5 separate regions of the Mus musculus genome follow, and all the other regions are linked to region 5. The links are chromatin loops, found by intact Hi-C in ENCODE. Cell type or tissue: heart. All regions are shown on one strand. Links, peaks and the distances in the headings refer to the core of each region. The heading gives the core; the rest is flanking DNA. Region 1 overlaps Gng12 (guanine nucleotide binding protein (G protein), gamma 12). Region 2 holds the start of Gm36610 (a long non-coding RNA gene). Region 3 holds the start of Serbp1 (serpine1 mRNA binding protein 1). Region 4 holds the start of A430010J10Rik (a long non-coding RNA gene). Region 5 holds the start of Gng12 (guanine nucleotide binding protein (G protein), gamma 12).

Evidence for each region. Hi-C counts contacts between places; a loop is a spot of excess contacts. Peaks named below come from ENCODE experiments on the same cell type or tissue, not always from the same donor. Only the 100,000 strongest peaks of a DNase experiment are listed, where the experiment ranks them.
Region 1: a loop joins it to region 5, with 2.8 times the contacts of the local background. A loop is called at or near these places in 12 of 42 quality-filtered maps.
Region 2: it touches region 5 in a loop (4-fold over the local background); 5 of 42 quality-filtered maps call a loop at or near these places.
Region 3: a loop joins it to region 5, with 6 times the contacts of the local background. A loop is called at or near these places in 3 of 42 quality-filtered maps.
Region 4: it touches region 5 in a loop (2.4-fold over the local background); 6 of 42 quality-filtered maps call a loop at or near these places.

What each region holds. Positions count from the first base shown.
Region 1 is chr6:66,952,714-66,959,005 of GRCm38, forward strand. All of the region lies in intron 3 of Gng12 (guanine nucleotide binding protein (G protein), gamma 12), which reads left to right. Among named protein-coding and RNA genes, the nearest start is that of 4930597O21Rik, 32 kb to the left of the region's middle. In heart, for the core only: a CTCF peak has its summit at 2,751 (motif pointing left); no DNase peak of the experiment used is centred there.
Region 2 is chr6:66,840,525-66,846,816 of GRCm38, forward strand. It overlaps Gm36610 (a long non-coding RNA gene), which reads right to left and starts at 2,452. Exons shown (of 3, transcript XR_001785438.1): 1 at 2,218-2,452; 2 at 824-949. In heart, for the core only: no CTCF peak of the experiment used is centred there; no DNase peak of the experiment used is centred there.
Region 3 is chr6:67,264,662-67,270,953 of GRCm38, forward strand. Serbp1 (serpine1 mRNA binding protein 1) reads left to right here and starts at 2,318. Exons shown (of 8, transcript NM_001113565.1): 1 at 2,318-2,748. The coding sequence starts at 2,436. In heart, for the core only: no CTCF peak of the experiment used is centred there; DNase peaks (open chromatin) are centred at 2,230 and 2,970; H3K4me3 peaks cover 4,493 bases; H3K27ac peaks cover 2,457 bases.
Region 4 is chr6:67,156,256-67,162,547 of GRCm38, forward strand. A430010J10Rik (a long non-coding RNA gene) reads left to right here and starts at 1,546. Exons shown (of 3, transcript XR_001785271.1): 1 at 1,546-2,045; 2 at 2,577-4,581. In heart, for the core only: a CTCF peak has its summit at 2,717 (motif pointing left); a DNase peak (open chromatin) is centred at 2,706; H3K27ac peaks cover 354 bases.
Region 5 is chr6:66,893,884-66,900,175 of GRCm38, forward strand. It overlaps Gng12 (guanine nucleotide binding protein (G protein), gamma 12), which reads left to right and starts at 2,514. Exons shown (of 5, transcript NM_025278.5): 1 at 2,514-2,644. It overlaps 4930597O21Rik (a long non-coding RNA gene), which reads right to left. Exons shown (of 3, transcript XR_003956381.1): 2 at 2,162-3,134; 3 at 761-1,277. In heart, for the core only: a CTCF peak has its summit at 2,372; DNase peaks (open chromatin) are centred at 2,508 and 3,538; H3K4me3 peaks cover 1,962 bases; H3K27ac peaks cover 1,490 bases.

The DNA of each region.
Region 1 (6,292 bases), core at 492-5,491, 59 kb after region 5:
AATAGAAAAAGCTCAATTTTGGCAAGTATTTAATTGCTTTACAATTCTCAGTACTCAGCAGCACTGCATGACTTTATCAGGTCTTTTGGGGCAATGACTACCATTTGACTTAGGTCTTTATCACTTCTGTGGCATTTGAAATGTTCAGACAAATTTCTTGGTTTCTCTTTTTGTCTTCAGTCAGAGTCCAAGTTAGCTATAGCTACTAGCTTACTCAGGGATATTTCTTATACTGCTGGTCTGTATCCTCTTTACAAATGATGATAACACATAGCAGAAATAATAAATTTAATTTGAAAAAGGACAGTAGTAATTATATCTTTTGACTCAGTCTTTTATATGAACAGATTAATAGTGTCATTCTTTTATTAGGTTCCATTTAATATTTTGTGAATAAATTTTGAGGCATAAAGGTATACAATCTAAGGTTTTTGTATAAAGAGCTCTCCTTTTAAAAATTATTTTCTTTTAAAATTCTCCTGTGTGTGTGTTTGTATGTGTGTGTGTGTCTGTCTGTCTGTCTGTCAATATGTGCATGTATCCTTAGAGGTTCATAGGCACCATATCTCCCTGAAGTTACATATGGCTGTGAACTTCCAAACTTTGGAGGTAGGAGGCCTTTGCAAGAACAATGTGCTCTTAACCAATAGTGTTATTTTTAAAAAATGCCGGTGTTATGAAGTTCATTAGTCATATAGTGTGAGAACTCAGAGCTTAGGTAGTAAGGATTAACTTCCTCCATGTAACCTAGATCGGGTCATTTTCATGGGGATAATGCACCCAGTGTCATGGAAAGAAAAGGAAAGCTTACAGTGCTTGGAGTGGGCACCGGCACACTGGCACTGCGCTTATGATGGCCGTTGTTTCCTGTCGCGGTATCAAATGCAAATGGACATGCATTTGAACAATGCTTTGTTCCTTGTGACAAGCGATGAACAGCAACCCGAAGGCACTTTTATGTGTAAAGTTACTGTCTGTTTTGTTTGAGGAAGAACATTTGGCAATTGAGAAGCTTTTAGTTACCAAACTAGTACATATATAAAGCAGCCACATTGACCTAATTAAACAGCTTTCCGTTTTTTAGATCTCATTTCATTGTTAAAATGAGACAGTGATTTTGCTACCAGATTGTGTATATATTTTTTTACAAGGATTAGGAAAATACATATTTACAGCCATATTAGATAACTGCTCTAAGTGCAGATGTTTATTTTGCTTTCTTTCCGTAAAAGAACAGGTGCCAACAGGAAGCTAAGCAGAGCGTGTGACTTCCCTTGGGAAGAACGGGGAAAGCAGGACTTGGAACCATGTGCTGATAGCCCAGTGCAGACAGGAACAGACAGGCTAAGCGGGAAGGTGCCTTTTCATGTGGCAGGCACTCACTCCAACAGTCCCCCACCCCCACCCTGGGCAGCCCAAAGTAGATGGAGCTACAGTCTCGTCGTCCTGTAGTACGTACAGGGAGTGTATGCACTGGTTTGGGCTGAGCTAGTTTCGTAGTCTGTTTTGTAACACATGCCTGTGTTCTTCTGGTGAATGAATAACCAGATGAGCAAGAAACCCATGCCTGTGCTGGTCCTGACAACACCTTTTGAGCAACAGTCTTCCTTTATTTGGAAGATAAAATATGACTAGGCAGTTGCAAAAAGGGAAGCGGTAGATGGGTCTGTGGCGTAGAGTAGACCACTTTAAACGGTTGGTTACCAAACGTTTAGTGAGTATCTAACCTACACTTGAGGTCATAAGACCTTTTTTTTTCTTTTTACAAACCTGTAGTCTACTCTGAGTGGCCTTAGAAGAAGAAAAAATGTATAGGCATACCTTGTCTGCCTTTTCAACCTTGTCCACAAGCAGGGCCCAGGACAGTGATTTTCCTCCTGAGTCTCAGTTATGGTGGCAGCAGTCAACCATTCCCATTCCTGTAGCTCAAGAGACCTGGCAAATTTTGCATTGTTTGGTTATTTTTTTGTTTTGTTTTTTTGTTTTTGACACAGGGTCTGCTCGGTAGACCAGACTATACTCAAACTTGTAATGATCCCCTAACTTTCAGATCATCTGACTTCAGTATATATAAACAGGACTGGATTTAATTTTGTAGTCTTTGTTTAAAGAAGACTCTCAAGGTAATGTAAAACTTAGAACCTACAAAAGTTGGATCTGAGTGTAAGTAAGTGTAGCAGGACTGACTGCCCCACCTCCAGGCCTTCCCTTTGCCCTGTTGTGTGGTCATCAGCATACTCAACCCCCAGCCTACAGCAGGCTCTTGGCAGGAGGTAGGGGCTAAGCCTGGTTGTTCAGTGAGGACTCCTGACTCTTCCAAAGAAGGGAAGACAGCCCAGGTTGCAGAGAACTGCTGCCAGAGTCACTCGTGGCCACCAAGCACTTGTATGATATGATGAAGTCCCACCACTACCCCATGAAGGGAGGCCTTCACTCTCAGGCCTCCCGTGCATCTGTGGTTGACCAAAAGCTCTACCGAGGAGGCCTTAGAAAGGAGCCTTGGAAGCCGTGACCCAAGCCTTAGGAGAACCATCCAGCCTGCAAGACTGTACAGATACGTGCTGACGTGTACTCGATCTCTCTCGGCCTTAAGTGTCTCTTGCCTCTCTCTGCATAAAAGAGCTAAAGCACTTTGCTCATCAGTCTGAGTGAGATGTACTAAGCAGAAAAGGGATGGGGGGAAAACCCTTTGGGAAAATCAATGTGAGGGTGACTTTTCCAGTACAACACTGGCTCTCCTCGCCCCCTGGAGGAGGACTAGAGAATGACTGTCACAGACCATCCCAAGCATAGAATGTTCCTTCTGCATGCCTTGAGAGTATTATTAGAAGCTTAGAATTGGACACCCGTTTATAGTGGTAAAGAGTGAAATGGTTACGACGCCATTAAATTGACATTTCATATTTGTTAAGTACACAGTTGTCTTAGCCAAGGTTTCTATTCCTGCACAAACATGACCAAGAAGCAGTTGGGGAGGAAAGGGTTTATTCAGCTTACACTTTCCACATTGCTGTTGATCACCAAAGAATGTCAGGACTGGAACTCAAGCAGGTAAGGAAACAGGAGCTGATGCAGAGGCCATGGAGGGATGTTACTTACTGGCTTGCCTCTCCTGGCTTACTCAGCCTGATTTCTTATAGAACCCAAGACTACCAGCCTAGAGATGGTCCCACCCACAAGGGGCCCTCTCCACTTGATCACTAATTGAGAAAATGCCTTACAGCTGGATCTCGTGGAGGCATTTCCCCAACTGAAGTTCCTTTCCCTTTGATAACTCCAGTTTGTGTCAAGTTGACACATAAAACCAGCCAGTACAATAGTGAACAGTTAGGACAACCTACCACTGCTGTGGTTCACATCAAATTATCACTAGTGTTGTGCATCGTCTCCCTCTTTAAGACTTTACCAAGGAGGCTGTAAAGATGGCTCAGTGATTAGGAGCATACACTGCTCTTCATGGGACCTTAGTTCAGTTCCTACTGTCCATACCAGGTGGCCCATACCTGCCGGGAACTATAGCTCCAAGGGATCCAACCTTTGGCCTTAGCAGGTATCTGCACTCACGAACAATTTAAAAAATAAAACAAACATTAAAAAGAATTTGTCAAGGATAAAAAGGTGATCAATCAGAAAACAGGAACTTTCAACTGTGAACTGAATACATATATCTAGAGTCTTGAAAACAAAATCAGTTTACTTTAAGTTGTTGGTATTACTACTAGCAAATGCCGAGGGGGAGGGGGAGGGCAGATTCTAGTTACAATTAAATTAAGGAGTAATCTTACCACAGCTCTACTTTCTGTGTATTCAAAGAAGAATTCAAAATAAGCCAGTGTTGCAGAGGCCTGTAATCTCATCATTTAAAGAGATGGGACAGTGCCATGGCCCAGTTGTTCAGCGTTGATTGTGTGCTTTATAAATGGAGAGCATCTGTAGGAAAAGTCTCACCCATTATCCTTGTTCGACTGCAGTACTTCCATCCCCCAAGTGACAGACACAGTGGTGCTGTTTAGTGATAGCTTTAGTGTTTGCTTTTTCCATAACCTCCTCTCTCCAGAACCTTGGGTGCACATCAGCGCCTGAGGACATACATGCACTGCTGAGATCTTGTAGTATTCATATGTCGGGGCAGGTGCTTCTCTGTGACTGTTTTTCCTTAAAAGAAAATGGACATGTTGTAAGTTATTGTTAGCTTTTAAAACACTTGGCAGAGGCATTAATAACTATTGAGGAAGTTCTTAAATATTTTGTCTTTAGTATTTCGCTTTTATATAGGCAAAAGATGAGAGTATCATCAACTTTTTTTTTTTTTTTTGCCTCAGGCTTCTAGAGACCCCAACAGGCTTCATCCAGAACAAGTTGATGGGCTGTGTTTCACCCAAGACAAATTCTTAGGGAACCCCTCTCTTTTCTTTCATCTTCTTCCTCTAAGGACATCTAGAGGTGACAGTGGGTCCTGGGAAGCTAGAATTTCTGGTGAACTAGATGGGTCCCTAGAACTGGCTGATCTCCGTTTTCAACACCCATCTTCACCCTGACCTTCCTTGCCACTCCTGTCATGGAAGGAGCACATGCACATGTCCACACAGCCATCAGTATCTTTCTCTCTTTTTAGATGTCTGTCCCCACTAGTAAAGCCACCATTAGGAATCTGCCATTAATACTGCAGTGCTTTGTATAAAATGGTATGTGCCTGCATAATAATGTACATATATGTACATTATTGACTTTTGAGACAAGTCTTGATATATATCTCAAATTGGCTTGACCTCAAAATGCTCATGCTTTGACTTCCCAAATACTAGGGTTATAGATGTGTGTCAACACACCTGGCCCTCTCCTGTGTAGATTGCTTTTACTGTCAGATACAATGCAAGTCCTATATAAATGCTGTTATGCTGTGTTGTTGAGGGAATAGTGACACCCCCCCCCAATCCTGTACATGTGCAATACAAACATGACTTCCTACCCTCTCCCCCGGAATATTTTTGCTATACAGTTAATTAAATCCACAGTTGTAGCATGCGTGGATACAAAGGCCTGTTGTGATGTAAGATGAAACTGGCCATGCCTCGGAGGCCCCACCCTCTTGCCTCTGGGCTCCCAGTTCCAGCCTTACCTGCTTATTTGCCTTTCTTGAAGAACCAGGCTTTTCCTTGCTGGTTTAGAGTACTCCTCCCATATATTCAGAAATTCTCACCTGTGTATTTCATACTGTCCACCCTGTTCTGTATTAGTTCTTTTGTGTCCTTATTGAAGCACTTTATCCAATTCCTAGAACACTTGTTCAGAGTAGACACTCAGTAAATATGAACTGACTAACTGAACAAGAGAACAAACAGATGTGTTCGGGGTCATGAGAGGACAGGACTTTTTATAGTCATACTTTAAGTTAAAAGGCCATTAAAACAGCAGTGCTCCAGGCATGGTAGCACACGCCTGTAGTTCCAGCACTTGGGAGGCAGAGGCAGGCAGATGTCTGCGAGTTTGAGGCCAGTCTGGTCTACATAGGGAGTTAAGGACAGAATATCATGTCAATATTCAGGGCTAGGAAGGCTAAGACAGAATTCCTTGCTGCGTGCAGATAGAAAATATTTTTAAAACTTAGTAGGATAAAATAACCTAGTAAGTTCAAGGCCAGTCTAAGCTAAAAATCTTAAAATAAGTACTAACAATAACAAAATATTCAACAACCTTTAATTTGTTAAGGAAAGATATTGTTAGAGAAAAGCCAGTAGATAAGTATTTAACAGGGATTCAATTTAGAATTATAGAAAAATTATAACATACTCCCAGAATTTTACAAGGAAATGTTTATCCAAATATCGTTTCGCCTGTCCTTTAAAGTGATGCATAATTGTGTCTGTAGTACCACTGCCAAAGTTACATACTTGTGCCTTATAAGAAAGAGGAAGCTAGCAGTTTCAAATTGTGGAACATTCTACTCTTAACAAATACCCAAATTGTCAAATACAAAGAAGGACTCAGGAGATACCCTTTCTGTGACAGCTTGAATGAGAAGGGCTCCTATAGTCTTATGTATTTGAATATTTGTTTCCCAGTTGGTAGACTATTCAGGAAGGGTTAGATCAGGAGATAAGACCTTGTTGGAGATGTATCACTGGAGCTGGGCTTTGAGGTTCAAAAGCCTCCCTTTCTTCTCCTCCACCTGATCCTCCCTCCCTCCCTCCATCCCTGACTTCTCCTCTCTCTCTCTCCCTCTCTCTCTCTCCCTCTCTCTCTCTCCCCCTCTCTCTCTCTCTCTCTCTCTGCCTGCAGCATGCAGATCACA
Region 2 (6,292 bases), core at 397-5,396, 53 kb before region 5:
GTTACATTCTCAGAACAAAAGTCTTCTTGCTTAATGTATTAGTCAGGGTTCTCTAGAGTAAGGGAACTTGTGTGTGTATGTGAGAGAGAGAGAGAGAGAAAGAGAGAGAGAGAGAGAGAGAGAGAGAGAGAGAGAGAGAGAGAGGGAGGGAGGGAGGGAGGGAGGGAGGGAGGGAGGGAGAGAGAGAGAGAGAGAGAGAGAGAGAGAGAGAGAGAGAGAGAGAGGGAGGGAGGGAGAGAGAGAGATGAAAGCAAGCAGGCAAGAAGCAAAAACTTCCTATTTCCATGTTCTTCCATCTGCCTCCAGCAGATGGCGTGTCCCAAATTAAAGGCAGGACTTCCTATCTCAAAAGACCTGGTCTTCCCATTCAAAGATCCTGAATAGAAAAAAATCTTCCCACTTGAAATTAACTAAAAATCCCTCACTGGTGTGCCATGTTTGGGGGTTTTACCATTTCAGAATCAGTTAAGTTGAAAACCAAGAACAGCCATCACACTTAGGGTCAGGGCATAAAAGTGACTAACTACTAAGAGTCACAGAAAACGTGAAGAACTGGTTGCACTGTGAATCTGTGATCTATGCTTCATCAGAAAGGAGAGCAAAAGTGGGTTTCCTTACAGAGGCTGGAAGAGGCCACTGAAATCATTACCCTGGATGACATGTGGATGGAGCAGGTATTCCTGCTTCTCTCAATCTTTCTCAGCGTTCATAACACAGAAATAGAAAAGAATTGTGTTCTTCCAGTGTCTACTGTGGTCTTCAGACAAGCAGTCTTCTGTGACCACGAGTTCTTTTTGTCTCCTAGAGTGCTGAGAAATCTTACCAACTGTGCTTCTGTCCTGGGTGTAAGGAAGCCCCATATCTGCACGCAGGTAAGCATCAGGGATATCTGCATCAGGGATATCTGCATCAGGGATATCTGCATCAGGGATATCTGCATCAGGGATATCTACTGAGAGACCAATGGAGCTCAGGTTTGTAACCTGAGCTTTAGAGTATGAAGGTTTGGTGTTAAGCTTTAAAAAAAAACTATAAAAACAAAGATCTTGACCAATATTCATTCATACATTTAAGAACATTTACTCTAGCCCACTCATACAATAGTGTGTCTTCACACAGCAATGTCTGGCCCAAGCTGAAGAGAAAAACTTCAAGTTTTCGTCTGCTTTATACTAAAACATCCTCAGAGATTTGGGGGTGAGGGGATAATCTAATTATTGTTCTGAATAAAAAAATCTGATTGGAATCATTTTCCCAGTTATTGTCCATGTTCCAATAAACCTTTTACATTTCTTCACCTCTATGCAAACTCTGGAAGGAGATTCTAAATTCTAGCCACACTTCTGAATCCATGTGTAAATATTCACTATATATCGTCTCTATGCCCAGAACATTTCTCAGCACAAAAAGAAAATGGGATAATCACATTTGGACTCTAAACTCCTTTTAACTGAACTGCCTGTCCTTTCTTCAGGCATAGTTTTATATTATGTTTCTCAAGGTTATTGATGAATGGATTATTCCTGATCTAAAATAGTTATCAGAATAATTTAACTCAAAAAAATAATAAATCATCTATGGTGTTCAGTGTGTTTGACTGAAACAAAGCCACTAAAACAAGGGAAAATGGGGACTCACCTGACAGTATAATACAATAAGAGTGGTGAGATCTGTGGGAAAGTGTATGGCATTCCCTTGGACCTGCACTTTCTGGTTTTCTTTTTCTTTTTATTAAGTCCAGGTAATAACTATGTGAAGTAATTTTTAATACAGTTAACAACACTTTTAAATTATGAAAAACTACCACAGTAAGATTTTTTTCTTACAAAATGTGCATTTTCGGTCTTAGAACACCTTAGTCTTAAGAGTACCTAATTGATACTTGGTTAATTTTTTTTCCCCTTCTGAACAAGATATCACTAGGCACCCCACGATAGCCTTAAATTCTCCATTCTCCTCCTTCAGGCTCCTGAAGTGTCAGGAATTGAGGAATATGCCAAAACCCCTGACCATTTTGGTTTTTGTAGTAGTGTATCTTCATTGTAAAACTCATCAAAAATATAAATGTGAAGGTGTAAAAAAAAACAGAAAAAAATTAAAGTATATTTACATAAAAGCATGTATTAACCTGATAAAATGTTATGTTAGCTTTAAGCCTTGGAACATCTTCATTCATCATGGCTTTCTGGAGGAATCCTAAGATCTTGGCATTCTTACCTCCTTGGCAGTCATTCTGAATGCAAATTCCAAGGTACTCTCAGTTCATTTCCAGTGTGCACCAACTCCTGGCTGTCCTAGTGCTTGGAATTCTGGGACCCTGAAAGTTGAGGGTAACTGTACTTCTTATCCTGAACACAATATTCCATCTTCACCAGGGAAAAGCAAACTGGGAATTCATCAGGTTCTATGACTGATAAATCGGAAATGGGAAAGAGAAGATTTCACTCTATGTCTGGAGAAATGAACTCCACTTTCCTGGTGCCGGGTCTTTAAAACTCTTTGCAGAGTATGGGCTGAAAAGCATGAAAAAGTGAAACAAAAATCTTTTATGGAACTCGTGAAAATTCTGAGTGTTCTCTTCCCTCCCTTACATACACTGTTTCAAACTTGCTAGTTTTTAATACCCCACAGCTTCCCTCTGATCATTCTCTAGGCTAAGCTGTGGGGAAAGGAAAGCTACCTCACTGCCCATGAGAAGCCTGGCTGCAGAGCTAAGAGTGGGAAATGAAATCTCTCTTTATAAATCTGACAGGTTTTGTATATGAGAAAGCACAAATTAGAGCAATTCTCTGAGAATACAATAAATTGTCAAACTACTTGAAGATTAAGAAAACCCCCAAACTGCCAACTGTTGAGTTAGTTCTATTAGACTGCCCTGCTATACTCATGGTATCTCCAGGAACTCGTGGCTCTGAGGAAATAGGGTAACAGAGTTTTAACTCTGCCAAACTATGTCATACACTGCCGCATATCTACTTTTGTGCATGTACTTCTTATTTGTTTGAGTTCTGCTCTCCTGTATATAAAAGGCAGCTGAACACAAACACGAGATGGGAAGCCAAAGCTATTATAGAGAGATCTGGGGAAACTTTCCTTTCTCCAACCTAAAAAAGGCTTAGGTCATGGTTTCCCAGAAATTCCAGCAACATTCTAGACGCCCCAGCGAGATTGCACTGTCACACTTGAGCCCTGCCCCAAACCTCTCAGTTGGGCAAGGCCAGCACTCAGAGAATCATCCTTTCATTTTAGCCAAGGTAACATAGGCTCTGGTTTCTAGCTAAAACAGGATTCCATGGAAACAGTTAGGGATTACATGTTTAAACTCTGGATAAATGAGTGTGAATGTGAGAACGAAGATGGTGGCTCCACAATCTAAGGCTACAGAGTCTGACTGGGCTGAAACCAATGGTTCTGCTGAGATTGCTTAACCTGAATGAGCTCTCACCTCCTGTAATGGGGGAGAGGGTGACCCATCACTGAGGTTAAACATTTGGCACGAAGGGAACCTCTTAAATCATTACAAGGTATCCAGCCTGGTGGGAATCAGACTAAGAAGGGGAGTATACTCCAGGCTCCCTACCCTTTTTTGTGCACACACAATGCACACATGCCAGGTGCATTTAAAATCAAACCATTAGAAGAAGTCACAACATCTGCCCCAACCCCGGGGAGTAACTGGGACCAGTGGAACCCAGGCACCCAGGAACTCCGACCAACCAGGATCATAAAATCAGAGGTAAGGAGGACACAACATCTGCCCCAACACGGGAAGTAACTGGGACCAGCAGGACCCAAGCACTCCGCCCAGCCAGTGGCACAAGTTCCTTCTGGTCTGGGCTGGTGCCCTGGGCATACATTGGGTCCACAGCCTGTCCCACAGCATCCAGAAGAAGCTCCATTCCCAGGAGCTCTAACACAACCAGGACCACAGGATCCCAGGATCACAGGAGCTTGGTCACACCGGGATCTCAGGGTCCCAGAGGCAAGAGCAAGAAAGTAATCTTTCAACAAACCCAAAAGAAGATAGACACACAAACGTAATTCCACCTCTAACAACAAAAATAGCAGGAAGTAACAATCACTTTTTCTTAATATCTCTTAATATCAATGGACTCAATTCCCCAACAAAAATATATAGACTAACAGACTGGATATGTAAATAGGACCCAATATTTTGCTGCATATGTGAAACGTACATCAGTGACAAAGACAGACACTACCTCAGAGTAAAAGGTCAGAAAACAATTTTCCAAGCAAATGGTCCCAAGAAACAAGCTGGAGTAGCCATTCTAATATCAAATAAAATCAACATTCAACCAAAAGTTATCAAAAAAGATAAAGAGAGACACTTTATACTGGTCAAAAGGAAAATCTACCAAGATGAACTTTCAATTCTGAACATCTATGCTCCAAAGGCAAGGGCACCCACATACATAAAAGAAAGTTTACTAAAGCTCAAAGCATACATCACATCCCATAGAATAATAGTGGGAAACTTCAACATCCCACTCTAAGCAATGAACAGATCCTGGAAACAGAAACTAAACAGAGACACAGTGAAACTAATGGAAGTTATGAACCAACTGGATCTAACAGATATTTACAGAACATTTTATACTAAAGCAAAAGAATATACCTTCTTCTCAGCACCTCATGATGCCTTCTCCAAAATTAACCATATAATTGGTCACAAAACAGGCCTCAGCAAATACAAGAAGATTGAAATAATCCCATGCACCCTATCAGATCACCATGGACTAAGGCTGATCTTGAATACCAACAAAAACAACGGAAAGCACACATTCACATGAAAGCTGAACAATGCTCTACTCAATGATAACTTGGTCAAGGAAGAAGTGAAAAAAAAATTAAAGGCTTTTTAGAATTTAGTGAAAATGAAGACACATCATACCAAAACTTATGGGACACAATGAAAGCAGTGCTAAGAGGAAAACTCATAACTCTAAGGACCTCCAAAAAGAAACTGGAGAGAGCTAACACTAGCAGCTTGACAGCACACCTGAAAACTCTAGAACAAAAAGAAGCAAATACACCCAAGAGGAGTAGATGGCAGGAAATAATCAAACTCAGGGCTGAAAACAACCAAATAGAAACAAAAAGAACTATACAAAGAATCAACAAAACCAGAAGCTAGTTCTTTGCGAAAATCAATAAGAGAGATAAACCCTTAGCCAGACTTACGAGAGGACTCAGAGTATCCAAATTAATAAAATCACAAATGAAAAGGGAGTCATAACAATGAAATATATCTTAGAATAATTATTCTGATTGTTAAATATTAACAGTAGAAAATATTAAAATCATATTCTACAAACATGAAAATATTTTTGATAATTTTTCTCACTATGCTTGAAATTATCATTTTAATGTTTAATTTAAAAGAGTTTTTGCCATTTTGAAATTTTTAAAATATACTTACTGATAAAATAATTTCTCTCCTTGAAACACTGATAATTTTTTAAGTAAATTTATAGTTAAACAATACACACAGATATATAATGCATTTTAAATACTCTCACAATGTCAGGTGGTATCATATAAGGGCTTTGGAATATATTTCTTGATGATTCATTTTTAATATTTTATGCTGTTTTACTATTTTTAATTTCCAAAGAATATTTTGTATGTTTTGAAACAGTTTAGTATTCAACATTAGATATAGAATCCTCAGTTATGGATTGTATTAAATGTTCATTAATGATATTTTTAGGATATGAAAGGATATGAATATAAAAGTTGAACAAATTTTTATGTATTATTTGATTCCCAAAATACTCAATATTATTAATATATTTGATGTATAAAATGCACTTAAATAATAAAAAAATTAGAAAAAAAATCAAACTATATTAAAGTACCCTATGATGTTTCAGAGGATGTTGGCAAATTTCAAGGAAGGATTCTCTAGAGACTACTGCAGTGGTGTGAGAATAAAGCTCTCCAGATTGAGAGCCTTCTGTGAAGTCCACTGGCTCTCCTAGACTCTCAGTTGGTCTTCAGAAGGAACTCTAGACCTGGCCACCATTCACAGAGTGTGAGACACCTTCATTGAAGAACCCAGACACCAAGTTTCCTTACATTGATTCTTGGCAGGATTTTCCCCTTTACCCCCTCTCCCACTTCAAGACCGGCTTCATTTCCATGCCCCTCAGGAGTCCACTGCAGTCCTGATCTCTAAGTCTCAACTCAGAAAAGTCACCTACCCTTCAGGTGAAGGACTACAATTTGAAACTTCCACCGTATTCCCCTCCTACCTATGGCCACCCTCAAA
Region 3 (6,292 bases), core at 758-5,757, 370 kb after region 5:
AATAGTAAAAAATCAAACAAACTAAAAAATGTGGGAGGTAGTAGTACTATTTCAAGTTATTCTTAGAATTTAAGAAAGTGAGGCATATAACATACTTAGCACAGTGTCCAGAACATAGTGAATGCTAACAGAACTGTTGTTAGTTATTAATTATAGTTACCATAACAGGGGATTGAGATTGTTAAGAAATGTGTGAGCATAGCTGGAGACATGGCTGTCAGTAAAGTGCTTGCCTTGAAAGCATGAGGACCTGGATTCAATCACCAGCACCCAGATAAAAATGTGTGCATCTGTTACTCTAGCACTGAAATGGAGGACTACAGAGAACTTCTGGAGTTTGCTAGCCAGCCGCTCGTGCCAACCAGTGAGCTCTAGGTTCAGTGGGGGATCTTATCTCAAAAAAGTAACGTGAGGAAGTGAATGAGGAGAACTCCTAGCATCAGCCTCTGCCTTCACGTGTGTGGCCACATGTACGCACAGAGAAATGTGTGAGAGCAAGATTTGAACATGGCTGAAAACTGAGTACCAGCATCAAAGGAGCAAGCGCTTTTGAGGTTTCCTAGTAGGCCAGTATCAGACACATCAGCTGTGTATTTAGTCAAGGTACTTGGATAGTTTCCACATTTACTGATAGAATATTCTCAAGAGAAGCGTGCTTGCTATACATAAAAACTGTCATGTTGCATGAGTATACGTACAAGAATGTAATGTGGGTCATGAAATGCTGTGGAGCCTTGATTTGAGTAAGAGCTGGAGAGTCTCCTCTGCTCTTACTGTGAGGATTATCCTATAAATGTTCTTACTGATAGTAGCAGACATTCTTTAGACATTAAAAAAAAACACTTTTATCTGTTATTTATTTATGTGTGTTTGAGTGTGAATGTACCACAGTATGAGTGTAGAGATCAGAAAACTACTATGGGAATCCCATTTTGCCTTTCATTCTGTTGATCCAGGAGACGGATTCAAAGGGTTGTTTAAACTTGATTAGTTATTGGAATTTCAGCACTTGTTGTAATTTCTATCAGGACAGAACTTGGTTTACAGAATTGATGTCAACAGTCTCATAGTGCAGCTAGAAGATTGCCACTAGCACTTAAGTGTGACCTTAGTAAGTTTTATCAATTCTGACAGTTTCATCCCTGTGAGAAAGGGATAGTTATTTATCTAAAAGGATGTGAGGATGAAACATTCGTAGCACCTGCTGCCTGAGGTATGTTTTCTATTACATAATGTATCAATGGAAAAGATTTAAAATTATAGTGTGTATTGGCACTGGATTGTCTTAGTGGGATTTAAGGTTCCCAACTAATGTCAGAGTTAGCATATAATTACGAAATTAGTTTCCTCCCTTCACACATAATACCCAATGTACTATAAAACATTTCCTCTTGAGCACATTTGGGGAGCTGGAGACAGGGTTTTTTCTTATGAAATCCCTGCGGTCCTGGAACTTGCTCTGTAGACCTGGTTAGCCTTGAACTCTGCCTCCTAAGTGTTCAGATTAAAGGCATGCGCCACCACCCCAGGCTCTGGAGCACATTTTACTAACACCGCTGACCAGATACCGACAGATCAATTTATCGCGTTGATTCTAGAAAGCGTTTCCACAAACACTGTTTTAGAGGATGGCCGAGCGTGCAGTTGTGCAGTCAGGACTTAACAGCTCTTAAAGCATGGTTGCAATGACCGGAAAAGGCGCGCAACCCAATTAGTTCAACTCCTCTTTTGGATTCCTTCTGCCACGCAGATTCAACCCTGGAACTCCGTTCCACATTAAACCGAATTGCCTTGATTCGTTACGAAGGGTGGAGGGACAGCTCTAGAAATCCAACAGTCAGGGACGAGCAGCCGTGCGGTCGCAACCTACCGGAGGCTACTGTGGCACCCCCCACCCCCCGGAAGTTTTTGAGGCTCCAGTTACTAGGTCTGGGAGTCACCTTGACCCTCCCAGAAAGGTGGGGAAAGTCCTGGCCGGAGACAGAATGAGTGAAACCAAAGACAGAGAACACTTTCGTGAGCAGAAGACGCCCTCACGTTTTCCTGTTCTCAGAGGTATCTAAAGACCGAGAGTTTAAGGGTGACAAGAGCAGGTGGCAGAACTCCGCCCCGTACTCGCTTCCCCACCTTCAGCGAGCACGCTGCACACTTTCCTTGAGATCCCGCCTCTCAGGCGCGCGCGAAGAGTTGCTGCGCAGTGCACGCTGGGAGTTGAAGTTCAGGAGTAGACAGCCATCCCGGGCTAATCAGTTGTGGCCTACAGGCCCCATGGTGCCGTGCGGCGCAGGCCGCTCCCGGATGTGTGCTTGGCGCCGGAAGAGAAGGCGGCCCCCCTCTCTCGGCCCGGCCATCTTGTGGGAAGAGCTGAAGCAGGCGCTTTTGGCTCGGCGCGGTCCGCTGCAATCCGTGGAGGAACGCGCCGCCGAGCCACCATCATGCCTGGGCACCTACAGGAAGGCTTCGGCTGCGTGGTCACCAACCGATTCGACCAGCTATTTGACGACGAATCGGACCCTTTCGAGGTACTGAAGGCAGCAGAGAACAAGAAAAAAGAAGCCGGCGGGGGCGGCGTTGGGGGCCCCGGGGCCAAGAGCGCGGCTCAGGCCGCGGCCCAGACCAACTCCAACGCGGCGGGCAAACAGTTGCGTAAAGAGTCCCAGAAAGACCGCAAGAACCCGCTGCCCCCCAGCGTCGGCGTGGCCGACAAAAAGGAGGAGACGCAGCCGCCGGTGGCGCTTAAGAAAGAAGGTAAAGCCGGGCGAGGCGGTGGGGAGCCCGGGCTGGCGGGCAGGACGGGGGCGTGCGCCGCCGCTTGCTCGTGCAGGCGGCGGGGCCGCAGAGCCCTCGGAGCCCCTTCACGGTGCGGGGAACGTGGCTGGTCCCAAGTCCACGCCGCTCTCTCGGTCGCTTGCTCGCTCGCAGGCTCGGCGGGAGCCTTCCTTCCCGCCTCGGGCGGACGGAGCGTGCTCCGAGAGGGCGGCCCGGGCGTTCCCGCCGATTCCTGCCGGGCGCTAGCCTCCTGGCTCTAGGCGCTCGGGAAGCAGCGCGGGCATTGCTTCCTGCCCGGCGGGCTCCTGGCTGCCGCTGCCTGCTGTGGGCTCCTGCCCTGCCATCTTGTCCCACAATGGCGCGGACCCTCAAGGAAAGGCCCGGGCTCAGAGTTTCCACTTGGGCTGCGTCTCCGTTTGGGGGTCCCTGTTAGAGTGGAGGGAGGGAGGAGTTGCTGTTTGGGTCCCACGTGTGTGTTTTGTGTTGTGCCCTTTCGCTCTTACGTTAGAAGAAGTTCCTGTAACTTACTGGCGAGAACTAAAGTGTTGGAGAGGAGAAGAATTTAGCCCCACTCATTTTAGAGGGAGTTCCGAATAAAAAACTGGTCATTAGTGGAACCCATCTCATGTCTCCATCTCTTCTTCCAACTAACTCCCTGGAGCCCCCAGGTCATAGGGCTTTGCTTGTTCTGGGCCTCGTGGGCGAAATGAGTGCCCAGCCTGTCATGTCCCGGCAGCAGAACTCAGGCTGCAGCTTTTCCTCCGCACGTGCGTAAAGCGTGGTCGGGTCTTCATTGGCGGCTAATGGTCTCTTCAAGGGCACTAGAAGTTTCATAGTTGTTTTGATTTTAGCATTCTTCTCCATTACTGGCTTATTGTGGATGAAAAGGCAAAGCAATTAGGGGCTAAAAAAGTGAAAAATCAATAGCGAGTACATATAGAATAACCTGTGAATCTTTAAAATTGGTATTATGTTAAAGTGCCTCTCAATGCCACGTGCTCATGAAAGGAATTGTTTCTCATTAGATTGTGTTAGGTTTGAAGTTTTTTGGGGGTGGTGGTGTCTTTCAATGAAGGCTTAGAGTAAAACATCCAGTTCCTAGTAGATTTATAAAAGGGAAGAGTTCTATTAATATATTTGGAAGCATAGTCTGGAGTGTTAGAAAACATCACTTGGGCAGAAGTACTGAGCGGATTAAGCTTCTTGACATTACATAGTTGAATAAGACATTTAATTTCTGTGTTAGGGACACTAGATAGTGTTATTTAAACTACTAAAATTTACCTCCTTTATGACTGTAATTCACAGAAGTACATGAATAAGTTGAGTAAATAAAACACATCACATAGATGAACTCAAAAAATGGTCAAAACATGAAGCATGATTTTAAATTATTCAATTTTCATCACAAAGCCAATTTATGATCTTGCCTGTAAACTAGCATAAGTCATCAATGGAGGACATTTTTATTTATAGCCAGGATTACGTTTGTCATTTACTTCAGAAAACTTTTTCACAATAGTAGTCAACCTTTTTTTTAGTTACGTCCAAGTCTTCCATGGGTTGTACTGGGTATTGAACTTAGAACCTTGTCCTTGCTGGGGAAAATTTTGCATTACACATCTCAAACCCTTAGATCACTCTTTAAAACCAGAGTTGATTTTAAATAAGGTTATATATACATATGGGGAAATTTTGAATAAAACTTCCAGTTAGTGCTGTGTGGTGGTGGTTGGTAGACTTGTAAACAAAGTACCTATCTGTAAGAGTGGAAACAATTGTTAACCTATGGTGTGTCCTGTGTCTCGGGAACACAATGCTGGAATGTAATGTTTTTCTACATAAATTTTGATGCATTTGTCTATTTGAAGAACTTGAATTGGCAAAATGTCATTAAAAGTAGACCAGGTTTTTTGTGTTTAGCAAAAAAAGAAAAGCAACTCTGGATATTAGTGCAGTTAAGAAACTCATGTATCTGGTAAGTACAGTAAAAGAACCTTGTATGCTTTTTAAAAAATTTTTTTTCAGTAGATGAATTTATATTTTGTGGTAAAAGTGGCCGAACCCAGCATTTTGCAAACTAAGTGAAAGTAGCTCTCACTGAGCTACACTCCCAACCACTTGATGAGTTTAGTAAGTTTTTTTCTGATTATGTAGGCCTCATACTGAATATTGGGTGGGGAAGCAAGCCATTGTTCCTTGGGTGTGTTTAGCTTGGTTATCATTACAAGTTCTGAGCTGGTTCTATAGCTCCACCCCAATACACTATACCTCTGATGAAATTTATGTAAATGCCACGGCATAAGGGCTACATTTAAGGCTTGCCCTGAGAATTTACAGAGACTGAGCTTAAATATTAAGGAATTTCACCTTTACTGTATGACTATAGTTAAAGATATCTGAACAAATGAATATATCCTGATGGTGTTCCATTTTCTTAGAATTAGTCACATGTTTAAATATTTTACAAAAACAATTTCTCAGCTGATTTTGTTTTTTTGACTATCAACACCTATGGCTTGGAAATTAGAGCATGTCTGAAATGTTAGGCATGCATTTAACTATCAACTTGTCCTTTAGACTACCAATAATTCAATTTAAATTGGTTCTTTTTTTGTGAGTTTCGTAAGTTATCAGGAGAAATAAAGGCAGGAAAATTAGTTAATGCTTTAAATACCACTTAGTGCCATAAGTTTTCTATTTTCCTTTTTTTGAGAGGGTTCTGTGACAATTCAGGGCTGTGCATGTTACTGACACCCTGGTAATGAGCTACATTTGCAGCCCCCTGAGCATGTAATTGCTAAAAGAAGGTCTTAGAGTGTCTGATTTGTGAAGATGCTTTGAAAACAAATACTTGCAAGAGCAGACCTAGAAAAAGGCTTTCTATCCATACTAATAATGAAGTACTTCCTACTGGTTACATGATAATATTAAAAACTTGGGAATGTGTACACATACTTGGACTGTGAATGTTTTGGGTCTGTGGAAGGTTTTTTTTTTTTTTTTTTTCTGATTAAATAGCTTTGCTTGTTTGGATTGAGTTTGGCACATGGTCTCTTTGTAATCCAGATTGGCCTTGAATTTGTAAACCTGCCTTGCCCAGTGTAGTGTTAGTGTTGTAGGACTGTCTAGTTCAAATAGCCATCTTAAAGTTGTTTCTAGAATAAGTGCCTTTTGTTTTCCTTTCAGAATTACAATTTTATAGAATCAAGATTTCACTATTGGCTCATCAAGATTATATAGAATGATACAGAGTGAATTTCATTCTTCTGAGGGGCATATTTAGTGAATGTCCAGTGCTTTCTTATTTATGAAAGCTGCTGGTATTGGCTTTGATGTCTTAAAAGCCAAAAATATATCCCTTGATTGAACTATCTGTAAGTTTAGAATTTTGTAGTAAGACTGACTTGGAATGGTACCTAGTGATTTCTGTGCCAGTTGTAGAATGCTTGTAGATGAAGTTTGAGATATTTACTGTTGAATAAGAATGTTTTAGTTTAGCTGGGCGTGGTGGCGCACGCCT
Region 4 (6,292 bases), core at 552-5,551, 260 kb after region 5:
TTGTAACAACAGGAAACAGAAAAAAAAAAAAAAACCAAAAAACCAGAAGCAGGGCAGACTATAATTGTCAAGCGCCTATGTTCAATGGTTAGGCCCCATATTAATTTGTCCCAGAACTTCCCAGAACCTGCTGGGGACCTGCTGGGGACCAAGTGCTCAAACATTGTGATACACATCAAACCAATGACTTTCACCTAGCAGGTAAACCAGGCTCTCTGTGGAGAGCGACTCTGGCTACCTCTGCCTCACCTGTTCCTAGATTTCCTTATTGGCCTTGCTCAAACAACTCTTTACCTAGAAGTTTCCAGGGATCTATCAGGTTCCCTGGTCTCTTCTTTTTGTATTTAAACTTCTGATCCTCCTGCCTCTACTCTGAAGTGTCGAGATTACAGATGTATGTCATCAAGCCCAAACAGTGTGGCAATTTTCGTTTTACACCTTCAATAGTAGTGTGCCTTGTAGCCACACAGAGGTCTAATGTTTGAGCTGGAGAAGCAATCAGCTTTTCAGTTTTTCTGTTAAGGGAACTTGATACTGTAGGTAAGAGCCACTAAAAGATGTAACAGAAGGAGGTAACATGACACAGTTCTTCTGAGAACTGCCTGGTCTCCTGTCAGTGAGAATAAGATAGCTCGCTAGCCAAATTGAACCAACTGGTTTGAGGGGGGGGGGCGCGTTGGTGGGAGTACAAGAATCCCAACTCTTCCTTTAAGGCATGGAGATCTTCAGTTTCCTGTGCAGTGGCCTAGGAGCATCGTGTCCAGAGACTAAATCTCTCTGAGATCTCAGGACCTCTGCATTCTGTTCTCATTCTCAAGAGTAGATATGTCTCTGTTGGTTTTCTCTGCCTAAAACTCGTCCCTCAGGCAACCAGACAAACCAAGAGCACAGGTTGTGTGTTCATTGGATGACAGACTGGACAAAAGCTGTCAGGGAGAAAGCGAATCCTCTAAGAGAGACCAATATCTCCTCCAGGGCAAGGGAACACAGAAGCCAAGGTATGACCCGAAAGCCAGCTGATTTGTTTGTGGTGAGAGAATCAGCTTCGACACTGCTAAAAGTTCATACTGGCCAGACCAACGTGTTCTCGCCCTGTTGAAAAGTCCATTCCTACAAAGCCAAATTATTCAAAGGAGACTTGGTGAACAAGTGTTAAATGAAATGTGTTCCCCAGCTTAGTTGTCAATGGAGTTCTCAACCGTTACAGGGATTGCCTTGCCAAAGGACTTCATCATTCAGGTCTGCTGGCCAAGTGTCCTTCTCACCAGAAGACTGATATAAGGCCAGTCCTTGAAGTCTATCATGCTTTTAAGTTTTCATGGCTGGCCAATTTCCTTCTCTCATAATGTTAAACCATTTCCCCCAAGTCACCAAGGATTCATTTAATCCCTTATTGTCACAGACAAACTCAAAGTCATCTACTTAAGAACACATTTAAATACAATTGCCTAGTTTTTAAACAAAAACTTATCCCAACCACTATATATACATACATATACCATATACATATACCATATATATATATATATGCACATATATATATATGTATATACACGTAAAGATATTTCTTATTTACATGTGCTACATGTGTGTTGTTGGCTGCAGAGGGTAGAAGGTGTTAGATTCCCTAGAGCTGGAGTTACTAGAAGTTATGAGCTGCCCCACACAGATGCTGGGAATTCAACTCAGGTCTCTGTAAAAGCAGCAAGTGCCCCTAACCACTGAGCCATCCCTCCACACACAAAACAAAACAAGTCTCGCTATTTAGGTCACTGTATAGGCTGACCTCAAACTTGAGATCCTTCTGCCATTGCTTCCTGGATGCCAGGACTATGATGTACACTGTCACAACAACCCACCTATTATCAGTTGATTTACAAGTTCGTCAAGGTTGCTGGATAACATTTTCTAATGGCTTGCAATGGGAGAAAACAACCTTTTAAATAAGGAGCTTAATTCTCCCCAGGAATCCTGAGTATGGAAACTCTTCCTCCATCTGAGAAGGGAGTAATCTGAAGGGATTAACCTAGTGCCTGGGAAATTGGGTGAGTACATGGGACACAGGAAGAAAAGGGCAGACATTGGAAGGTCTTGGTAGCTTCCAGCCATGGCAGAGTGCTGTTAGGTATAGGTAGCAGAAAGCACTCTACTAGAACACGGAAAACACATCCTTGGTGTGACGTGATGCTGAGTCCCCAGCCCATCTTCGGCACAGATACTCTTCCCCAACGCTCACCTTTGAACTAAATAACGATATTCGTATCTTCTTGGAGGGCAGAATAACAATGCATGAAATCATAGTCCTTTACAAAATGTTCTTGCTTATCCACCCCATTCAGTCGGGCGTCTTAACAGTGGCGGGACTGACTAGTAATCATTTTTTTTTTCTCTCAAACTGTCATAAACATACCAAAACATTGACCTTCATGTGTCTACGTCTGAGATTAACTGCAATAATGAGAAGAGGGAATATAGCAGTGAGACATTAAGAGGAAAGGTGACCCAGTGCGGCTGGTGCTTGTTGAAGCTGGACAGCTGACACAAGGGGTTCACTACGTTGTTTGCTGTACTTTTAGGTCTTCCGGGGTGGAGCTGTGTATTCCTCTGAGCCCTTGTTGTGACATAGAGTGAATAGGGTGAGGAGGAGCCATTCAGCAACTTGGTCTAGCAGGAAGCTCTCCTTCATGACCTGATGGTATCAAGCGCCCCCATGTGGCAAATGTCTAAATCGTCTCTGCCGGCAATAAATGTGAGCAATTGTCTGATCTCTGTGTCGGTGTGGGCGGGGCTGTTGGGGCTGATGAAATCTAGGGCTTTGTGTATAGTAGACAACCGCTACACTTTATCCCCCGTCCTAACTTGTAATTTAAGAAACGTCTTGATTTTGTTTTGTTTTGTTTTTAAACATTTGTCTATAGATCAGCCTTGGTTATTATGTTTCTGACACACTGCTTCAAATCTGCGGCATCATTTCAACTTCCATAACACTTGACTGCTAATTTGTGATTATCTGCTTATTAATCTGATAAATTCTTCTTCCCTTCTCGTCTCTTTTTCAAATGGACTAGAAGGAAGGAGGAAGAGAGGGAAAGAGAACAGAAAAGAAAGGAGGAAAGAGAGAATTAGACTCTTCTCCCTTCCCCTACCCCAATGTTCATGCTATGTCATATGTGGATTAGCAAGAACCATTGTCTCATCTTCTGCCATTGTTAAGTAATTAGCATGTCCGTGCCATTAGACCCTGTTGGAAACTAACTTCTGCCACTTGAGCTTGTCATTTTACTTCCCAGAATATTTCCCCTTTATCTGTAGCATAAGAGTGGCAACACTAACCTGGCCTCTGCAGGGTCACAGTAGGGTCATGCTAAATGGTATTGGAGAAAGCCCATAGACTCCCACAAAGCCCCGTGTTGGGGGAGCATGGTGCTGGAAACACTGTTACAGCAGCTGGCCTCCCTCCTGACCCAACTGCCTGCAAAGGTAACTGAAGTCCACTTAAAAGAGAAGGGCTTTACGATTCTCCTAGTTAGCTGACCTATTTATGAGCGCAAAGCCCAGCAAAGATGGTCTTTTCTTATAGTTTTATTTCAAAAAGGGAGACAATAATCTCCTCTCCAACATGGGTGCAGACAACAGTGCTTGAATTTGCTAAGGCAGATAAGGAACAGGGCATTGAAAATACATCACAAGGCGATACAAGATAATAGAAAAAAGTAAAAGTAAAACCTTCAGGTTTTCAAGTGCCACACAGGAGTCTCAGGTAATGTCATGGGAGTATCCCCAGCTTTTACAGAAAAGGGAGTGGGCAGGTTTTTCTGGTTCACAACTTTCTTTTTTTTTCCCCCTTGCTCATTGTGATGGTTGGTCTTAACTGTCAACATGAGAAGATTTACAATAAGTTTGGAGATCAGGCATTAGGTGTGAAAGGACTCACCCTACACGTGGGCAGCACCATTCCAGGGACTGGGACCCTAGACTGAGTAAAAAGGAGTAACTGAGCCAAGTTCCCGTACTCTCTGCTTCCTGAATCCAGACATGGTGAGCCAGCTGCCTCAGGCTCCTGCCACCATGTCTTCCTGGCTGTGAGCCAAGTTATAAGCCCTCCCTCCTGTAAGTAACAAGAAAAAAATAAGTAGTATGCTCATCAATAATAGCTCACTTTCTTTGGGGTTGGGGGTATAGAGGGGGTCTCTCTAGGTAGCTGAGTCTAGCCCAGAATTCTAATCCTCCTGCATCAGCTTTCTGAGTGTTAGGGTTATAGTTGTACACCACCGCACCCAGTCTTCCAGTAGATTTCTTTAAGAGTGGAATCTTAAAATGAAAGTGGGAAGGAAATGCCTTTAGCCAGGGGATTTCTCATTCTGTGCCTTAAGCTCAGACAATATCTGGACGCTGGTAAGAAGCTAGGACCCAGGAGAAAACATGCGCCCTGTGCACAACTTTCTCACAGATATGTCTGCTCACTAGAATGTGCACTTCTTGGACACGAGTCACACTCCCCAGACCAGGATAAGGCCTGCTTGTGTTTGCTGAGATAATAAATGAGTGGACAAAGAAGCTGGAGATGAGACTCTCACAGAGGTAATCCATTACTTAGTCCTGACTGGGTCCCTTCTTGTTTTCCTAGCAAATTCCCACATTCATCCTTCTGGTTCCAAAGTGGGCTCTATTGTATGTTGCATTTTGTTGGTTTTTTTGTTTATTTGTTTGTTTGTTGTTGTTTAATTTTATCATTATTTTAAAAATGAACACTCTGCCCTAGTGAGATGGCAAGGCCAAGTCGGAACATGATTTTTTTTTTTTTTTTTTTTTTTTTTGATAATTGGATCTTCAAGTTCACCCTTGCTGTCTGTATTTTGCACAGTGTTCAAAGGGAAACAGAGCCATCTTGGGCACGGCCAGGAGTTCCTGCAGAGCAGGGGGTTAGTTGAGTATCTTTTCTAGTAGGATCTGGAGCTATAGTCTATAACCACTATCTTCAAAAAAAAAAAAAATCACATTAAGGGGGAAGAGGGAGGGAGAGAGACAGAGAGAGATATCACTGTTTTGGAGAAATACAAAGAAATAAAGTGGAATAAAAAAAACTAAAAAAAAAAAAATCACATTAAGTAAAACAAAGAGAATAGAGAAACTTACTGTCCACTTAGGACTGGGTTTATGGCCAAGTTGTTTGAGCTGAATTAAATGTCACTGCTGTGGGAGTTAAGGATGCAGAGTCGGTGCTCTCTGCATTGGGTTTAAAGGTAAGAGATTGAGGGCATTTTCAAACACAAAGGCAGGAGTTTTACAAGTGCCTGTAATCCCAGCACTTGGGAGATAGAAGTCAGATCGGGAATTCAAGGATACATAGGCTACATGAAGTTCCTTCTCAAAAAACAAACAGGAAGAGAGATGCACAGAGGAGCTAAGACGCTTATCTGAGACACACAGTAAGTGGTGCCTCTGGAATCAGAACGTGCACTGGCCTGTCCTGCTTACTCAGTAACATTCTGTTCCAGGTTTGATTGGGTAAGGCACTTGAGCCCTACTTATCCCTGAGTAACAGCGTGACTCTCAACATCACCTTGCAGCACCCACTGTCTGTGGAAACACTTGTATCAGAGCCTGGAGTCAGCAGGACCTGCATAATCTTTTTGCCCACATGTTCGTGGCGTGCCGACTCTGAGTCCTCTGTTACTATGAATATGAAAGCAACATCAAGCAGTACAGTGCAGCTCTCAGTGGCGTTGGGAGAGCTTTAATTAAATGACCATACAGGCGGCGTTGCTTAGGCAGCAGAACCAGACAGGGCCACTTTGTTGACCTACGCCAAACACACATGCAATAGCTCAACTTTACAATTGAAAGTCCTCAAGAGAGGAATAATTATTCCTAGCAGCATATTTAAAAGAAAGGGCCTGACAAATAGACATTGAAATACCAGTCGAACAATAAGTTTAGGCATCTGCGTACTCATGGATAGTACTGATCCAAGGTCCTTTTCTACTCTACCCCAGGACACCTCAAGCACCATCCACATATACATACAAAACAATACTTGCATAAAATGCATATTCACAGACATACATGCACATGACCACACAAGTGTGTGCTTGGTATACTTACAAACAGACGCACAGACACATATGAACATGTGTAAACAAAACATACCTACTCGTGCATATACACACATGACCACACTTGAATTCATTAGTAAACACTTGTGAACATACATACTTCCCCCCCACACATGTACACACACACATGCACACAGGCATACACACACGTGCACCCACCAAAGCAAATTAACACA
Region 5 (6,292 bases), core at 464-5,463:
CAGGTGCTGGCAGGCAAGAAGTATCCGTGGAATCAGTGTTCATAAAGCTGAGAGAAGGGTTGGAAGAGATCAGACCAAGTATTAAGAGAAACTGATGGAGTTGGGCATATACTTACTATGTACAGGTTTAAAAAAAAAGATATATATATTATATACCTTGTAAATATACTACTACATACATGTATTTGTATGTATGTATGTTTGCATGTATATACGTATGCATGCAATAGGAAGCACAGCCACGTGGAGATGGAATGTGAGTCATCAAAGTTCAGGAAGCGGGTCCAGAATCATGGTTAAAAGCATAATCTGTTTAAGCAACCTGCACTTAAAACCTATCTCTTCAGTTTCATTGGGTTAACTTTGCTGTGCCTACATGCTAGGGTTGCTAGGAGAATGAAAAGATTTAATACATGTAAGACTCTTAAAGCAACATCTGCCGCACAGGAAGTACGGGTTAAATGTTACCTTTTACCGTTTTGCCTTTTGGCTACTATGATCAGAACCTCCCAACCCTCTGTAGTACAGCTGTCCCTCAGTGCCCACAGGGGATTGGTTCCAGGGCTGTCCTTCATTCATATACTAAAATCCAAGGATAGAAAACTCTCATACAAATGACATAGTATTTGCATATAACTTACCTACATTTTGCATATGATAATGCTTTAGTTATTCCTAGATTGTTAATTATCTAGTCCTGTACAATGTAAATATTAGTTTTGTTATACTGCATTATAAATGAAATAAAGACAAAGAATATACTTATTTATGACAGACTCAATTTTATTTTCAAATACTTTCAATCTGTAGTTGAATTTGAGGATGCAGACCCCTGTGGGTATAAATGATTAACTGTATTTTATTGTTAATTTGTTGCAGGCTGACATTTTAGTACAGAAAAGAAATAAAAAATGAATAATGTGTGAGGGGAGATAAAATAAAAGACCATATTTCAAACAACTTGATGCAATAGACAATTTCTGCACAAGTTTGTACATGATACTGGATTTCTGTTCTCTCCATATGCAGATAACTGTTTAAAGACTAATCGGTGGATACAATTTGAGAAGCCAGACATTCTTCAACGAGCCACTTTGCTTGTTTTTGCCACAGATTAGTGAGAGAAAAATTAAAAGTACATGAAGTACTTAACTGGGCTATATAATGATCCAGAGGTGGAAATCACAACCATAATAGTCCATTCTTGTGTCTGGCCATTCTGTTTAGGGTGCATCTTCAAACTGTCACGATCTGAATCAGCCAAGTGTTTCCTAACACTGTAGAAAGTAGGAAATAAAAGGCAGGCTGTGGTTTGTACCTCAACAAGAACATCCTCTGGAGGCTGCTCAGACCACACTGGCCAAGCAAGGCATTCTTGAGTAAGAGTGCAAACAGGAGTGAATTTAAAGCCTTCAGTGGGATTCAGTACCTAGATCCCAGCATCCCCAAGACCCACTCAACAGTGCATCCTCATCCAATGCTAGTACTTATTTATTTCTGTTTGATCTTTTAAATAATATATTTTATTTATTCTTTGACAATTTCATACAGGTATCCTGATCACACCCAACTTCCCCTCCTACTCTGCCACCCCCAACCCCCAACATGTTTCCCTCCCACCGTCCTTCCTTCCCCTTCCTTCCTTCCTTCCTTCCTTCCTTCCTTCCTTCCTTCCTTCCTTCCTTCCTTCCTTCCTTCCTTCCCTCCCTCCCTCCCTCCCTCCCTCCCTCCCTCCCTCCCTCCCTCCCTCCCTTCCTTGGCACTGAGTCCAATTACTGACCCCTGCTCTCACCCAATAGTAGCATCATTTTAAAAAGAGATCACGATGATTATTAGTGACTCACACCTTGGAGTACTCTAGCCAACTGCTGAGTGTTACCATTTCTGTACATCCATCTCTACAGGACTTAAGCAAGTCCCCCTCAGGTTGATGGTATCTCCTATCACATTTAGCATAATGCTTGACCCCACACAACAGGTGCTTCGTTTTGTTGAATGGCTGTAAGCAGCTTTTGTGGAAGCAAAACTAGCCCTTCAACCTGCCAAACTCTAAATGCTTACAAAACAAAACAAAACAAAACAAAACAAAAAAACAACCTGTCCAATTAATTTATTATGCAGTACTCTGTCCGGTCTGGGACATTCAATAATCTGGCTTTACCTCCATTTCTGGGAAACAACCTCCCTGTTGCCCCAGAGTCCTTTAAATATGACGGTGGCCGTTTCCTCAGACCTTTCTGGATCAGAGCCCCACTTTTGTGTGGGGTTTGGCAGAGCTCATCTTCGCAGCCTGGGGACTGCGGTGTGTGGTCCTGGTGGTGATGTATGGTGGTGGCCTCGCGTGGTTGCCCGGGCCCACCGCACCGCAGCGAGCTGCACCAACCCAGCCGCGGGCACGCGTGTCCTGACCCCCGACGGCCGCAGTTGGGCGCGGCGACCACGTCCCATGCCCGTGGGCCAGAGCGGAGGGGGTGGCGGCGACAGCCCCGCCCACCGGGCCGTGCGCCCCGCCCACGCGCGAGGGGAGGAGCTGGAGCGGAGTAGGGAGGAGAGGTCGGGCGGTCCCGGGAGCGCGGAGAGCCGGACTCCCAGGCGGCGGCAGCAGCGGCGGCGGCGGCGACGACGGCGAAGAGTGAGTGCCAAGGTAGCGCCGGGACCGGACGGGGCGGGGCGGTCGCCGCTACTTCGGGGCCGCCTGTGGGTCCCGCGGGCTGGCAGCGGGCTGGAGCTAGGGAGCGGAGGAAGGAAGCGCGTGCTGCGGGCGCTCTGGGCCGCGGAAGGGGAGTGGGAGCGAGGCCAGCCGGGGCCCACAGACGCGAGAGCCCGCTGGGGCGCGAGTGGCCCCTGAGGCTGGGTCTCCGTAGCTGCCTCGCTCGGCCTCGCCCCGCCGGAGGAAGGCCCGGGAAAAGCCGCCAGGTCGCGGTGGTGCGGGAGGAGCCGGTCGGAGCCGCCACGCACGCCCCTCCTCCGATCTCTAGACGCGCGTGGGTTGGCAGCCTCGGTACTGGGTCTTCACAGGGGGGTGGCGGCGGGTAAGGAGCTGATCGTGGAGAGAATTCGGGTGACACTTCACGAGGGACCCTGCGGCGGTGACTGGAACAGGAAGGTCGGAGTTCAAACTTGAGCCTTGTGTGCTTTTTTTATATTTTTTTTTAAATGTAGCGCCTGAAGCTTAGCCCGTGGGTTTAAAAAACTCCTCTTTATTTTAGTTAGGGCCTGTCAATTAAACTTCATTTTAAGACGCCATTGCTAGTGTCTCCTGACACTCGTTTATCCTTTTAAGTCTGTGGATGCCTTGTAAACTTGACTTAACTTTCACAAAGGGAGCCGTGATTCTTGTTAAACTTTAAGCAACTGGAAATCAGCTGGAAGGATCTGCCGAGGCCTGTGGTCTCGTGGTCCTCCTGTGCGGGCGTGGCTGTGCACAAACAAGTGGGTAGGAAAGGACGCAGCCCCACGCTTGAGCTGGAGGGGAGATCTGTGCCCATGTGCCAGGGCACGTTTAAACGCAGCTCCAAGTGGAAACACTGGGGATGTCTTAGGCCTTGTTGGACGGACTTCACATGATTCGTCTCATTCCGGTCAGTTATTTCCTCTCCCCACTGCTCTTTAGACACTGTTTATATTTCCTGGGGCGATCGTAGCGTCTCCTGAATAGATTGTCTATAATGAATCTTTTGGATGTTGTCAGAGCCAGGCTCTGTGTCTGTGTGTTCTCAATGTTTAAAGCAATAGCTTGGCTGTGTTTTGAGAGTGCTGGTCACCCTGCTGCACCATTGCTTGGCACTTCAAACCATGGATGTAAATTACCTCCGGATTCCAGCCCTTCCCCAGGGAAGCTGGGAAAGCAGTCACTGGAGAACAGTAAGGTTAAATTTACTATGATCAAGCAGTCACTTTCAAGAAAGGAGGGCCACCCTCCCCTTTTAGAACAAAAATGTATATGTCAGCAGGGTCATTTTCCAATAAATAAGCATATGGTCCTCACATATTTTTATATTTTCTCTATATTTTGTCTGTTTCGTACACGTGTACCCCCTTACCCTCTCTTTCAAGCCCCTCCCACTGATCACCTCTTTCCTCCCCACCACATTTTAAAAAGCAATCAATTGTAGATTGCTAAGTGGGCGTTTAGATAAAATATTCAGATCCTTTGCCTCTCTTAACAGTCAGCCAGCACCATAAAGTCCTGGGTGAAGTCCAGTGAATGCTGAACACTAAGTACAATGCAGCTGGATTGAGCACAAGCACGTTACTGTGTAGAACCCAGCACAGTGTGCAGCTCTTAGATTTGTATAGAACCCTATAAGAATAAGGATCTGTGCTTCTCAGGAGACGACAAGTGTGGTATACAGAGGAGGTGCAGAAAGCTCTGAGCTTATTTGAAAGACAAATCTCTTGACAGTTGGGTTGCTGTTGTCATAGGTTACAGAACACACATGGCGTTCAGGTGATGAGAGCAAAGGGCCCCACAGTAAAAAAAAAAATTTTTCAGAAAAAAGTTAGCTAATGCCCAATAATTTTTATTCCAAACCTCTCTCTAGTAGGAAAAAAAAGTCAGAACGATCTCACTTACTACGCTGTGTTTTAACTAGCTTTTGCTGTTGTTTGTTTCATTTTAGTGTAAGCCTTATAGGAAGGTGAAGTTCTAGAAGTAGTTTTCTGAGCTTGACTGAGAGGGGAAGGTACTTAACAGTGGTTTGCTGTGTAGGCTTTCTTGTCAGACACTCCAGGATGAGAATGTTATTTAGCCCTTTTCAATCCGATTTGTAAGCAGGAGTAACAGTGGTCTCTACTTGTAGTGTTTTGATGAAAGTGTATCAATTAGTCTTTGAAAAAAACAGACTGAAACTAACCTACATAAAGGGCTTAGAATGATCACTTTTCTTTTTAATCTAGTTTACACAGCAGGTTACTTGATAAATGATAATAGGTAGAACCTTCTGGAAATGCAAGATGCCACCATTTTAAGTTCCAAAGAGTGATGAGTGCTGGCAGGGTAACTCACACCTGTAATCTCAGCAGTTGGCAAAGCCGAGACAGGAGAATTGCTCTGAGTTCAAAGCCAGTTTGGACAACATAATAAGTTCTAAACTAGCGTATATTAGAGTGATATCTTGCTTTAAAAAAAAAAACAAAAAAACTAAAGGTTGAGCAGATTGTGTGTGTGTATGTATGTGTGAATGTATGTATGTGAATAAGTGTGTATAAGCTTGTATGTCCTGTTTTACCCATGGCAGTATGAAAATGATTGATGGGCCAATAATTTTAATAATGCTTTTGATGTTGTTAAATACATAGTATTTAATGCTAGGCAATTAGGAACATAAGTTGCTTTTTAAGTTTAAAAAGAATTTTTATTTTAAATAGTTACATTTATTAACCTTGGATAGGAAATTAAATAAATAAATAAGCCCAGAAGTAACATTTGTCTTTAATCAAGAACGACTGTTAAAGTTTGAAAAGATGTGATCCAAGAGTGTGAAGTGGTTGGCTCTTGTGTGCCTGGCTGTCCAAGGCCAGCAGATAAGCCATAAAAGTGGGGACTAATTGTGTTTATTTTGAAAATTTTGTGAGAGTAGATGGTTAATTCAGGAAATGAACTCACAGAATCACTGACTTATTTGCTAAAGTTTGCGAAATTGAAAAAAAAAAACTTTTTACTCTAAAAAACAAACCCCTTTGAGCATCTGCTTCTTCATTAATGCATATCAGATGCATCTGATGAACCAAGTCGGTGACACAGGAGTGCTAGCTTACCACGATTTCAAGTATAAAGGGTACAGTGTTCATTATGAATTGTTTTGAGCCTGTGACATTGTGTTCTACTGTACTGAAAGACTTGATTGACTAAATCATTGCCTGCTTTTACTCCTGGAATGTCACAGCATAATGTTGGCTTACTGGCTTGTGTCCCTAGGTGTGTGAATCAGATGACTTAGTTATTTCTCTGTGCCTTATTGAGGTTGTGAGGAATAAATGAATTTGCTAGGTAGACCACGTTGGACATTGCCTACCATGTATTCAGTATTCAGTAAGTATTAACATTAAGATATCTTTGTACAGATAATGAGTATGCATTACTTTTAAAACAGAAAAATGGCCACACAAAATTTTCATATTTCTCTCAAGTCAAAAAGGCTATTATTATTTTTAAAATTCTGCCAAATTGTACTTACAAAGTAAGAAACTATGCAGTGATTAGGCAATAACATTTTGTCTTTTAAATATGAAACAGGTTTTGGTTATCAACTTACTCAACGAATTAATTCTAGATCTTAATTTCATCTTC